Regions from separate parts of the Homo sapiens genome. Here region 1 is linked to region 2. Evidence: chromatin loops called from intact Hi-C (ENCODE). Cell type or tissue: dorsolateral prefrontal cortex. All regions are shown on one strand. Links, peaks and the distances in the headings refer to the core of each region. The heading gives the core; the rest is flanking DNA.

Evidence for each region. Hi-C counts contacts between places; a loop is a spot of excess contacts. Peaks named below come from ENCODE experiments on the same cell type or tissue, not always from the same donor. Only the 100,000 strongest peaks of a DNase experiment are listed, where the experiment ranks them.
Region 1: a loop joins it to region 2, with 2.4 times the contacts of the local background. A loop is called at or near these places in 4 of 110 quality-filtered maps.

The regions. Positions count from the first base shown.
Region 1 is chr9:105,164,485-105,169,869 of GRCh38, forward strand. No RefSeq gene overlaps it. Among named protein-coding and RNA genes, the nearest start is that of SLC44A1, 77 kb to the right of the region's middle. In dorsolateral prefrontal cortex, for the core only: no CTCF peak of the experiment used is centred there; no DNase peak of the experiment used is centred there.
Region 2 is chr9:105,214,530-105,219,914 of GRCh38, forward strand. All of the region lies in intron 2 of LOC112268038 (a long non-coding RNA gene), which reads right to left. Among named protein-coding and RNA genes, the nearest start is that of SLC44A1, 27 kb to the right of the region's middle. In dorsolateral prefrontal cortex, for the core only: no CTCF peak of the experiment used is centred there; a DNase peak (open chromatin) is centred at 2,142; H3K4me3 peaks cover 513 bases; H3K27ac peaks cover 1,311 bases.

The DNA of each region.
Region 1 (5,385 bases), core at 121-5,120, 50 kb before region 2:
CAAATGCTTATTATATACCAAACATTATTCCAATACTTTCCATAAACTAAGTAATGCAATCTTCACAATACTGTCAATAAGTATTATTATGATCCCTATTTTATAGTTGAGAAAAACTGAGTCACAGAGAGACTGAGTAATTTATGCAATTTCTATAGCAGTTTACTAAGTCAAAACTGAATCTAAACCAGTCTGGCCCCTGAATGTGTGCAGTTCATCCATTGTGCCATTTTACCTTTATGCCCTCTGGGAATAATATAATAAATATCTAGTTAGATCTAAGCATTTTTCCCCATTTCTCTGACATCATTTAAAAAAAAATAAAACCTGGCTGGGCATGGTGGCTCATGCCTGGAATCCCAGCACTTTGGGAGGCCAAGGCGAGAGGATCACTTGAGGTCAGGAGCTTGAGACCAGCCTGGCCAACATGGTGAAACCCCATTTCTACTACAAATACAAAAATTAGCCAGGTGTGGTGGCACGTGCCTATGGTCCCGGCTACTTGAGAGGTTGAGGCACAAGAATTGCCTGAACCTGGGAGGCGGAGGTTGTAGTGAGCCAAGATCATGCCACTGCACTCCAGCCTGGGCGACAGAGTGAGACTCTGTCTCAAGAAAAACCAAGCCAGGCCGGGCACGGTGGCTCATGCCTGTAATTCCAGCACTTTGGGAGGCCGAGTTGGGTGGATCACAAGGTCAGGAGTTCAAGGCCAAGATGATGAAACCCCATCTCTACTAAAAATATAAAAATTAGCCAGGTGTGGTGGCGGATGCCTGTAATCCCAGCTACTCAGGAGGCTGAGGCAGAGAATTGCTTGAACCTGGGAGGCGGATGTTGCAGTGAGCCATGATCACACCACTGCACTCCAGTCTGGGCGACAGAGCAAGACTCCATCTCAAAAACAAACAAACAAAACAAAACAAAACAAACAGAAAACCCTACAAATACAGTTGAACCACCGTGTACTCCAACCGAATCCCATTCCCCTTCCTTCAGAGAGGTAACCACTGTCTTGAATTTGGAGTTTATTATTTTATGCATGTTGTTTAAATGTTTATTCAACAACATATAGTACTTTTTTGTATTTTAGAGCTTACATATAGCAGGAAGAGGGACATAATTGAAAAAAGGACATCAAATTCATAAAACAAGTTACTACTAATCACTAATATTCTGTTTCTTAACCTAGATGGTGTGGTGTGAGTATTCATTTAATGTTACTCTTTAAACTGCACATGTACTATCATTTTGTATTTTATACATACCATAATTTTAAGTTTTAAAGGAAGTTTAATATTCATATAAATAATATAATATTTTGTAAATGTTGAAAAAATTTAAATCCCTCATTGGCCTGGCTTGAATATGTTCCTACCCCTCAAGTCAATCACTGTGCCCAGAAGGGTGGATGCTTGTTAGCTAGATTAACTAACAAGCATCGTGTATCCATTCCTGTGGTCAGGGAGTGGGATTTATTATTCAAAGAAGGATAGGTTGGACAATGTTGGACAAACCAACAAATATAAAACAATGGCCATGGTGGGAGCCAGAAGTGTTGGAAAATATTAGAGAAGAAAAATGTCATCCAGACCCCCTTATTTAGAATGTCCATTACCTTCCCCACTGCTACCCAGATGGATATACTTTCTACCTGTCCCTTAAACATTAATTTTTAAATGAAAGCCAAGACTCTAAAAATTAGAAGAATAAAATAATCCAAACGAAGCTATTCTGGAAAAATAAAGAATGAAACTTCCCTCCCCATCACTTCACTCCCTCTACTCCACCCCAGACCACAGGGCAAGAGGATAGAGCCAGCCAGGCATAGTGGCTCATGCCTGTAATCCCAGCACTTTGGGAGGCCAAGGTGGGTGGATCACTTGAGGTCAGGAGTTTGAGACCAGCCTGGCCAACATGGTGGCCATCTCTACTAAATGGCCATCTCTACTAAAGTAGCCATGTGTGGTGTGTGCACACAAAAATTAGCCATGTGTGGTGGTGTGCGCCTGTAATCCCAGCAACTTGGGAGGCTGAGGCACAAGAATTGCTTGAACCTGGGAGGCAGAGGTTACAGTGAGACTCTGTCTAAAAAAAAAAAAAGAAAAGAAGAAGAGGATAGAACTTTGTTTATGCCCACACAAGCAAATTCAATGCTTTCACCTGGTCTTTGGGTAATCTTGGTAGTGGCCATCAGGTGGCATGTGGTTCTCTAATGGACCCAATTTATTATTTCTGGCAAGCTTGAGAAGAGACAAAGTCGTGAAAGCAGGAGGTGACTAATGAAAGACACTAATATTCCTCTACAAAATAATAAGAAAGATCAGCTCCACTGTGGGCAGTGGTGGATTTGCCAATCATGAAGCAGCTCATAAAACATGATACCCTTCTTTTTTGTAGGGTTGATCTGTACCTTGTTGCTTCCCCCAAAATGGAAGGAGATCAGGATGGTAAATATTTAAAGAAATAAACATATCTTAGGATGAGATCAAGAATAAGAACTGGTATTAAATGCCAAAGTACAATGCACCTCCCAATACTTTTCTCCAGAACTTAAGCTACCAATATAGTCACAGAAAGATCTGGACAACCATCATTCTTTTCCAATCCCATCTGATGCAAAGGCTTACTTTTGTGGCAAAGAATACAGAACGCATGCATTCTCAATTATCAGTTTAGGAAATGAGAAACCAACAGGTGCTCAGCCACCACGCTCATCACAGCAACACTTTTGCCCAAGCTCACTAATCATAGAAGTTCCTTCTCATCCCCTGGGAAGAATGAGTGAAGAAACACGAAAAATGCTCTACATGATTGTGGAGTAGAAATGTCTTCCCCTCTATAAAAACACAAGGATTGAGGAATAAATTGATCTCATCTCCCAAATCAACTGTAAATTTCTTAATATCAGGAAAATATGACTTATATTAACTTATGCATTGATCACAGTTCCCAGTGGAGAGCTGGGCATACAATAGACAATAAGCAAATTTGACGCAATTTGACCATTTGCATTAGTCAGGGGTCTCCAGAGAAACAGAACCAATAGGAGATAGTGTATTAGGCTGTTCTCACGTTGCTATAAGGACATAACCAAGACTGGGTAGTTTATAAAGGAAATAGGTTTAATTGACTCACAGTTTCAAAGGGCTTGGGAGGCCTCAGGAAACTTAAAATCATGGTGGAAGGGGAAGCAAGCACGTCCTTCTTCACATGGCAGCAGCAAGGAGAAGTGCTAAGCAAAAGTGGGAAAAGCCCGTTATAAAACCATCGGATCTTGTGAGAACTCACTCACTGCCACAAGAACAGCCTGAGGGTAATCGCCCACATGATTAAATTATCTCCTACTTGGTCTCTCCCATGACACGTGGGGATCACAATTCAAGATGAAATTTGGGTGGGAACACAGCAAACCATATCAGATAGTTGATAGATAGGATGGATGGATGGCTGGATAGATAGATAGATAATTATAAGTAATCGGCTCCCAGAATTTTGGGGGCTGAGAGCCCCAAAATCTGCAGTCCACAAGCTGGAGATGCAGATGAGCCGATGGTATAGTCCCAATCCAAGTCCAAAACCCTGAGAACAAGGAGACTCAATGCTTTAAGTATCTGTCTGAGTCTGAAGGCCTGAGAACTAGGAGAGTCAATGGTGTAAATACCAATCCAAAAGCCAGCAGGCTCAAGACCCAGGAAGAGCTGGTTTTTTAATTCAAGCCTGAAGACAGGAAAAGACTTATGTTCCAGCTCAAACAGTCAGGTAGGAGGAGCTCCCACTTCTTCAGACCTTTTGTCCTATTCAGGTCTTCAATTGATTAGGTGAGGCCCAGCAAATTAGGGATGGCAATCTGCTTTTTTTTTTTTTAGAGATCAGATCTCACTCTGTTACCCAGGCTAGAGTGCAAGTGGCATGATCATAGTTCACTGCAGCCTTGAACTCCCGGGCTCAAGTGATTCTCCCACCTTAGCCTCCTGAGTAGCTGGGGCTACAGGCACATGCCACCAAGCCCAAATAATTTTATTATTTTTTTAGAGACAGGATCTCACTATGTTGCCTAGGCTAGCCTTGAACTCCTGGCCCCAAGCAATCCTCCTGCTTCAGTTTCCCGAGTAGCTGGGATTAAGTCAAATGTTAATCTCATCCAAAAACACTCTCACAGACATGCCCAAAATAATGTTTGACCAAACACCTGGCTATCCTATGACCCAGTCAAGCTGACATGTAATTAATCATTACACTATTCTATACTCTGTGTGTATATGTGTGTGTGTGAGAGATGAAGACTAAATGTAATTTTAATGTATTCCAATTATACCTAATAGTTGAGCAGTGCTCTACAGTTTATAAAACATTTACATATACATTACCTCATTCAGTCTTCACAGCAGTCAGTATTATGAGTATGGAAAATGAGGCTCAAAGGGGTGGCATAACTTGTTCAAAGTCACACAGCTAATAAGAAGTAGAGTTGATACTTGATCCACGTGATCTGACTCAGATCCAATTCTGTCTGCATCATACCATAGCTGCTTTACTATTGCTATGTATTTGTTAAGCATTTTGACCTCCTTAAAGAAGAAAAGGCTGTTGCAAATGAAGTCTGCGGCAGCAGCTGTATCCCCAGCTGTCTGAAATGCCTCCACCAGGTTTGGCAACAGCTGTCTTAGCTTGACATCTCACTGGGCTTCTGTCAGAGCCCCACCTTAGGGAATGACAAGTTTAATAAAGAAAAATCCAACCTTCCCCCTGAACTCCTAGTTTTGCAGATGCAACTGACATCCGACAGGCTTGGAGGCCCTCACTGCAGGGAATGGTGTGACCCCAGCCTCCCAGCTCATAGATTATATGTTTGGCAGCTTTCTCTGCAATTGGTTGGCAACATTTGTGCCTTCTCCAGATCCTACTCCCTAGTCTCAATACTAATTTAGATGCAGTTCAAACAAACACTGAGTATTTCATATGTGCCAGGCACTGGGGATATATAAAAAGATGAGTAACACATCATTTCTGCCTCAGGGACACCCAAAGTCCTACAGAAGAGTTAGAAACTTTATATTGCCAGTATGTCTGTGGAGACAATACCATTACCATGGCAAATGGGCCCCTTTTGAACAGAGAAATTCTAAGGAGATTGCTCAAAAAGTTAAATACGGACTGGGTGCGGTGGCTCATGCCTGTAATCCCAGCACTTTGTGAGGCCAAGGTGGGCGGATCACGAGGTCAGGAGTTCAAGACCAGTCTGACCAACAGGGCGAAATCCCATCTCTACCAAAAATACAAAAAAATAGCTGGTCATGGTGCCGCGTGCCTGTGATCCCAACTACTTGGGAGGCTGAGGCACAAGAATCATTTGAACCCAAGAGGCGGAGGTTGCACTGAGCTAAG
Region 2 (5,385 bases), core at 233-5,232:
TTCCAACCCACAGTCTCCATGTTAGAGATCTAGGTCTATAGTGAGCATAATCCATCCAGTAGCAGCCTGGTAGGTATCTCTTCTGATGTTCCATAGGCTACTGAAACTCAGGGAACTGATAATCTCCCTTTCCCCTCTAAAAACAAACTTATTCTTCCTCCTGTTTTTCATAGGATCCAAGCTGTTACCAAGGACAGAAACTCGGGGTCATCCTTGATACTTTTTTCTAACAATTTTTTCAACAAACGAATCAATCACCAAGTCCAGTAAATTCTACTTTATAAATATCTCTAGATTAGGGTCCTTCTCTCAATCCCTATTGCAATTACATTTTCCTCAGGCTTTCACTATCTCCATCTTGATTGCTCTATTAACCTCCTCACTCACTCATTTCTCTGTCTTATTGTACCACCCTCCAACTGTTCATTTCTGGATAGGATACATTTTAAAAATCCACTGGCCGGGCACGATGGCTCATGCCTGTAATCTCAGCACTTTGGGAGGCCTAGGCAGGTGGATCACCTGAGGTCAGGAGTTCAAGACCAGCCTGGCCAACATGGTGAAACCCCATCTCTACTAAAAATACAAAAATTAGCCAGGTGTTGTGGCAGACACCTGTAATCCCAGCTACTTGGGAGGCTGAGGCAGGAGAATTGCTTGAGCCCAGAAGGCAGAGGTTGTAGTGAGCCGAGGTCGCACCATTGCACTCCAGCCTGGGTGACAGCGCGAGACTCGGTCTCCAAAAAAAAAAAAAATCCACTGAGGTCAGACGCGATGGCTCACACCTGTAATCCCAAAACTTTGGGAGGCCTCGGCAGGCTTGTCACCTGAGGTCAGGAGTTTGAGACCAGCTTGTCCAACATGGCAAAACCGCATGTCTACTAAAAATACAAAAATTAGCTGGGCGTGGTGGCGGGTGCCTGTAATCCCAGCTACTCAGGAGGCTGAGGCAGGAGAATCACCTGAACCCAGGAGGCAGAGGCTGCAGTGAGCTGAGATCACACCACTGCACTCCAGCCTGGGTGACAAGACCAAGACTCTGTCTCAAAAGAAAAAAAAATCCATTGAATACCTACTATGTCCCCTGGACAATACGCTATGGGCAGAGATGAAAGATACAGCTTTTCCCCACAAGGTGCTCACAATGTAGTGAGGTGGAGAAATAAACAATTGAGGCCGGGCGCGGTGTCTCACACCTGCAATCTCAGCACTGTGGGAGGCCGAGGCGGGAGGATCACGAGTTCAGGAGATCGAGACCATCCTGATTAACACGGTGAAACCCCATCTCAAGTAAAAATACAAAAAATTAGCCCGGCATAGTAGCGGGCGCCTGTAGTTCCAGCTACTCGGGAGGCTGAGGCAGGAGAATGGCGTGAACCCGGGAGGCGGAGCTTGCAGTGAGCCAAGATCACGCCCCTGCACTCCAGCCTGGGTGACAGAGTGAGACTCCGTCTCAAAAAAAAAAAAAACTGAAACACTGACAGGTCAATACTTTGAGAACCCAGAAGATGGGCACGTAAACCAGGGAGATCTTTATAAGAGGCAAATTTAGTCATGCTTTCCACCAGCTTTAAATTCTTCCATGGTTCCCCAGTACCTTTAGATGAAGTTTAGAGTCCTCAAATGGCAAGCAAAGCCATTCAGATCTTTGAGACCCTCATCTCCTGCCTCAGTTGCCCTGTACTCTCATGCCTCTGCCTCTTCACATAGGCTAATCCTTCTGCCCAGAAAAACCTTTCTTCACAATCTTTCCATATACTCTTCACCTTTCAAAGCTCATAGCAAGAACCATGTCCTTGTGCAAGCCTTCCCTAACCTGCCAGCTTCTTCTGAGCTTCCTACTACCCTAATTTTATGACTGTATTCTAATGCTCTCTCTCCAAGTGCAAGGGGGATGCAGCATCTTACTCCCTTTGGAATCTCCAGCACTGGGTCAGGCACACCACGGAGCTGAGAGAAATTTTCAGCCATTTGCTCCTCTGCCTCACTCAAATCCCACAGCACAGGCACACACCCTGAATGGTGATTGTGTGCCTGGACTTTGAACAATCCCTGTGGCCTTGTCCTCCAGCCTTTATAAATTGTTGATTTCCATTGTCTAATCATCCTCTGACTTGTGGCTGCCCAAGCCCTGGGCACCATGCCCGTTTCTGCAAGCCTGCTGGTACCCTCAGCCTGCCTGTCATGTCACAGTGTGATAGAATAATTCTCCTTTTACCTGCCTTTACCCAGTGCCCTTTCTGTATCACAGTGTGGGGGTGGGTGTAGTGTGTTTGTACGTGTATGGGTGTGTGTGTGTGTGTGAGAGAGAGAGACAGAGACAGAGAGAGAAGGGATGTTGTGAGCCAAACTTCAGAGATAGTGTTCAGCTTCAGCCCAGATAGCAAACTCAACCTCTTCACGAATCTTCACAGATAATCATGCATACTAGACATTCATTAGCTTAGTATATCTTATGAGAATTTGTGCACTGACACAAAAGTTTCCATTGTGCAGCAGATACCTTTCTGCCAGTGTTGTGGTTGCATTCTTTCCCCCATCTCCCTGCCCTCCCCCTTCTTCACTGTCTCTTAGGAGCAATACAATTCCTCTCCTTGTCTCATGCAAAGCAGTTTAGCAAACATTTTTTTCTTGATGGAGAAGGCCCTTGAGACTTTACCTTCCACCCCAAATGTCATTTCAAAGTATTTTTTCTAATCAAATAAAGGGCTCTCCCTCAGACGGTTCTGGTAACCAACATTTTCTCCACCTCATTACTTGCAAGTCTTCACAGTTCCGCCATTTGGCTATGGCTAAAGTTCATCCCTCAGGCCCCAAACAAGAAGAGTTGACAATTAGTAGAGTACAGGGCTTACTCACAGGACACCATCTGTATTAGTCCATTCTCATACTGCTAATAAAGACATACCCAAGACTGGGTAATTTATAAAGAGGTTTAATTGACCCACAGTTTTGCATGGCTGGGGAGGCCTCAGGAAACTTACAATTATGGCAGAAGAGGAACCAAACACATCCTTCTTTACATGGTGGTAGGAGAAAGAAGAATGAGGGTTTTATAAGGGGGAAGGCCCTTATGAAACCATCAGATCTCGTGAGGACTTACTATCACGAGAATAGCACAGGGGAAACCATCCGCATAATTCAATTACCTCCCACTCTGTCCCTGCCATGACACAGGGGGATTTGGGAACTACAATTCAGCAAAATCCTGTCTCTACCCCCCAAAATATAAAAATTAGCTAGGTGTGATGGTGCATGCCTGTAGTCCAGCTACTCAGGAGGCTGAGGTGGGAGAATTGCTTCAGCCTGGGAAGTGGAGGTTGTAATGACCAGTGATCACATCACTGCTCTCTAGCCTGGGTGACAGACTGAGACTCCATCTCAAAAAAAAAAAAAAATTATCTCTCATTAAAATCCCTCAGGTGAGATTTTGATAAGGATTTCAAAGTACTGCATAGCCATCTTTGGAGTGTTAAGTCCTGATGAGAGAACTTCAAATCTAACTTATCTTCCCCAGGATATATATTAGAAGTCACTCGAGCACATATGTATCATGCCAAGTATTAAAAGTATTTGCAAATACAAGGCTGGGTGTGGTGGCTCATGCCTGTAATCCTAGCACTTTGGGAGCCTGAGACAAGCGGATCACCTGAGGTCAGGAGTTGGAGACCAGTCTGGCCAACACGGTAAAACCTCATCTCTACTAAAAATACAAAAATTATCTGGGCATGGTGGCATGTGCCTGTAATCCCAGCTACCCAGCAGGAGAATCGCTGGAACCTGGGAGGCAGAGGCTGCAGTGAGCTGAGTTTGCACCACTGCACTCCAGCCTGGGCGACAGACCGAGGCTCTGTCTCAAAAAAAAAAAAAAAAAAAAAAATCTTTTCAAATACAGACAATGTAACGTTAAAAAATATATATATATTCCATGATGGGACAGGAACTGTAGAGTTATAAGGAAAAAGTAAAAGTCCCCTTTTGGTAGTGGCAGTAGCAGGAATTCAAGTGGGAGAACACTAAGGGGAAAGGGGAGAATGCACAGGTGGGGTTGGAGTGTGGCAAAAGGTCCATTGATCATCTGGAACTTTCCTCTGCTTCAACATGAAATGACTTGTGTTTGTTTTTGTGTCAGAGGCTGTTCTATCATCAGTGGACTTGAAAGAACTAATTTCAGCTCTCTTTTTATAACGCCTCATTTTAGAAGGAATGGTTTCTTCTTCTGCTGTCAGCACAAATGTAAAAATTAGGAACGTATCTGATTGCACCTGTAGTTACCCACTTGCAGCCACAATTAGCCATAAGCACCATCTGAAAATGGCAAAAGCCATTAAGCATGCCTGCAATTAAGTAATTGTGGGCATCATTAGTTGCATCGTTAGTCACACGAGTAAGTTTTATGGTCACCACGGCTACCTCTTGATACCAAATTACCCACCCAACAAGGGAGCACTAGAGCAGCAAGCTGACCCCCCTTCCTTCTCCAATTTTGTGAAAATTGCATGCTTTTTTTCCAATTATTTCACACAAATGAATGGGGAATGTTTGGAAATACAAACTATGTCAAGCAAAAAAGAAATGGTCACCCTGGGTTCTGTGTGTAAATTGTTCATCTTTTATTGTTGTTGTCGTTGTTGTCATTTGACATACAACAAAGCAAAGTAAGCTATCTTTTTTTTTCTGGTAGAATAACTCACTTGTGGTATATAGGTGACAATATAATCTTTCACTTGTACATTTCTGTATATAGTTTATTTCACACCATAGTTATCATTTCCCAATTTGAATATCTGCTACAAATTTTCAACTAGAGAGCTTTACATCCTGTTAGAATTGAAATGTTTAGATCTTTTTCCCAGAGGATTTTAGTCTGGAAGGAAAATGGGCCCAGAGACCTAGGAAGATAGTCTGCCTAGAGAATGATGATCTGTGGAAATGTCATTGAGAAATGTATTCTTAATGAATCACTAGCCTGAGAATGAAACATAATGTTCTTCTAAATCCCAAGAAATAGATACTCATATAACAGATCAGAGTAGGGCAGAGAGATGCATACTTTAATTTATATTTATTTATATTGTATGTTCAAGGGACTTGATATGACAACAGATTAATCATCCTTTTCTAAGTAGCATGTTGCAGATTTACCCATCCCAGAGATGAGTAGCTAGGCCCTATCAATTCCATTTGAGAGTTTAGAAAGTATGGAATAGAATAAGTAGCTCACAGTCTCCCATCTGTCTATTGGCCTCATTTGCCGTTTGGAGAGAGGAAATATTCCATCAGACTTTCTGACCCTAGTAACCTTAGACAAAAAAAGGGAAATCTGTCTCTAGAGCAGTGCTGTCCAGTGGAACTTTTTGTGATGATGGAAATGCTCCATGTCTG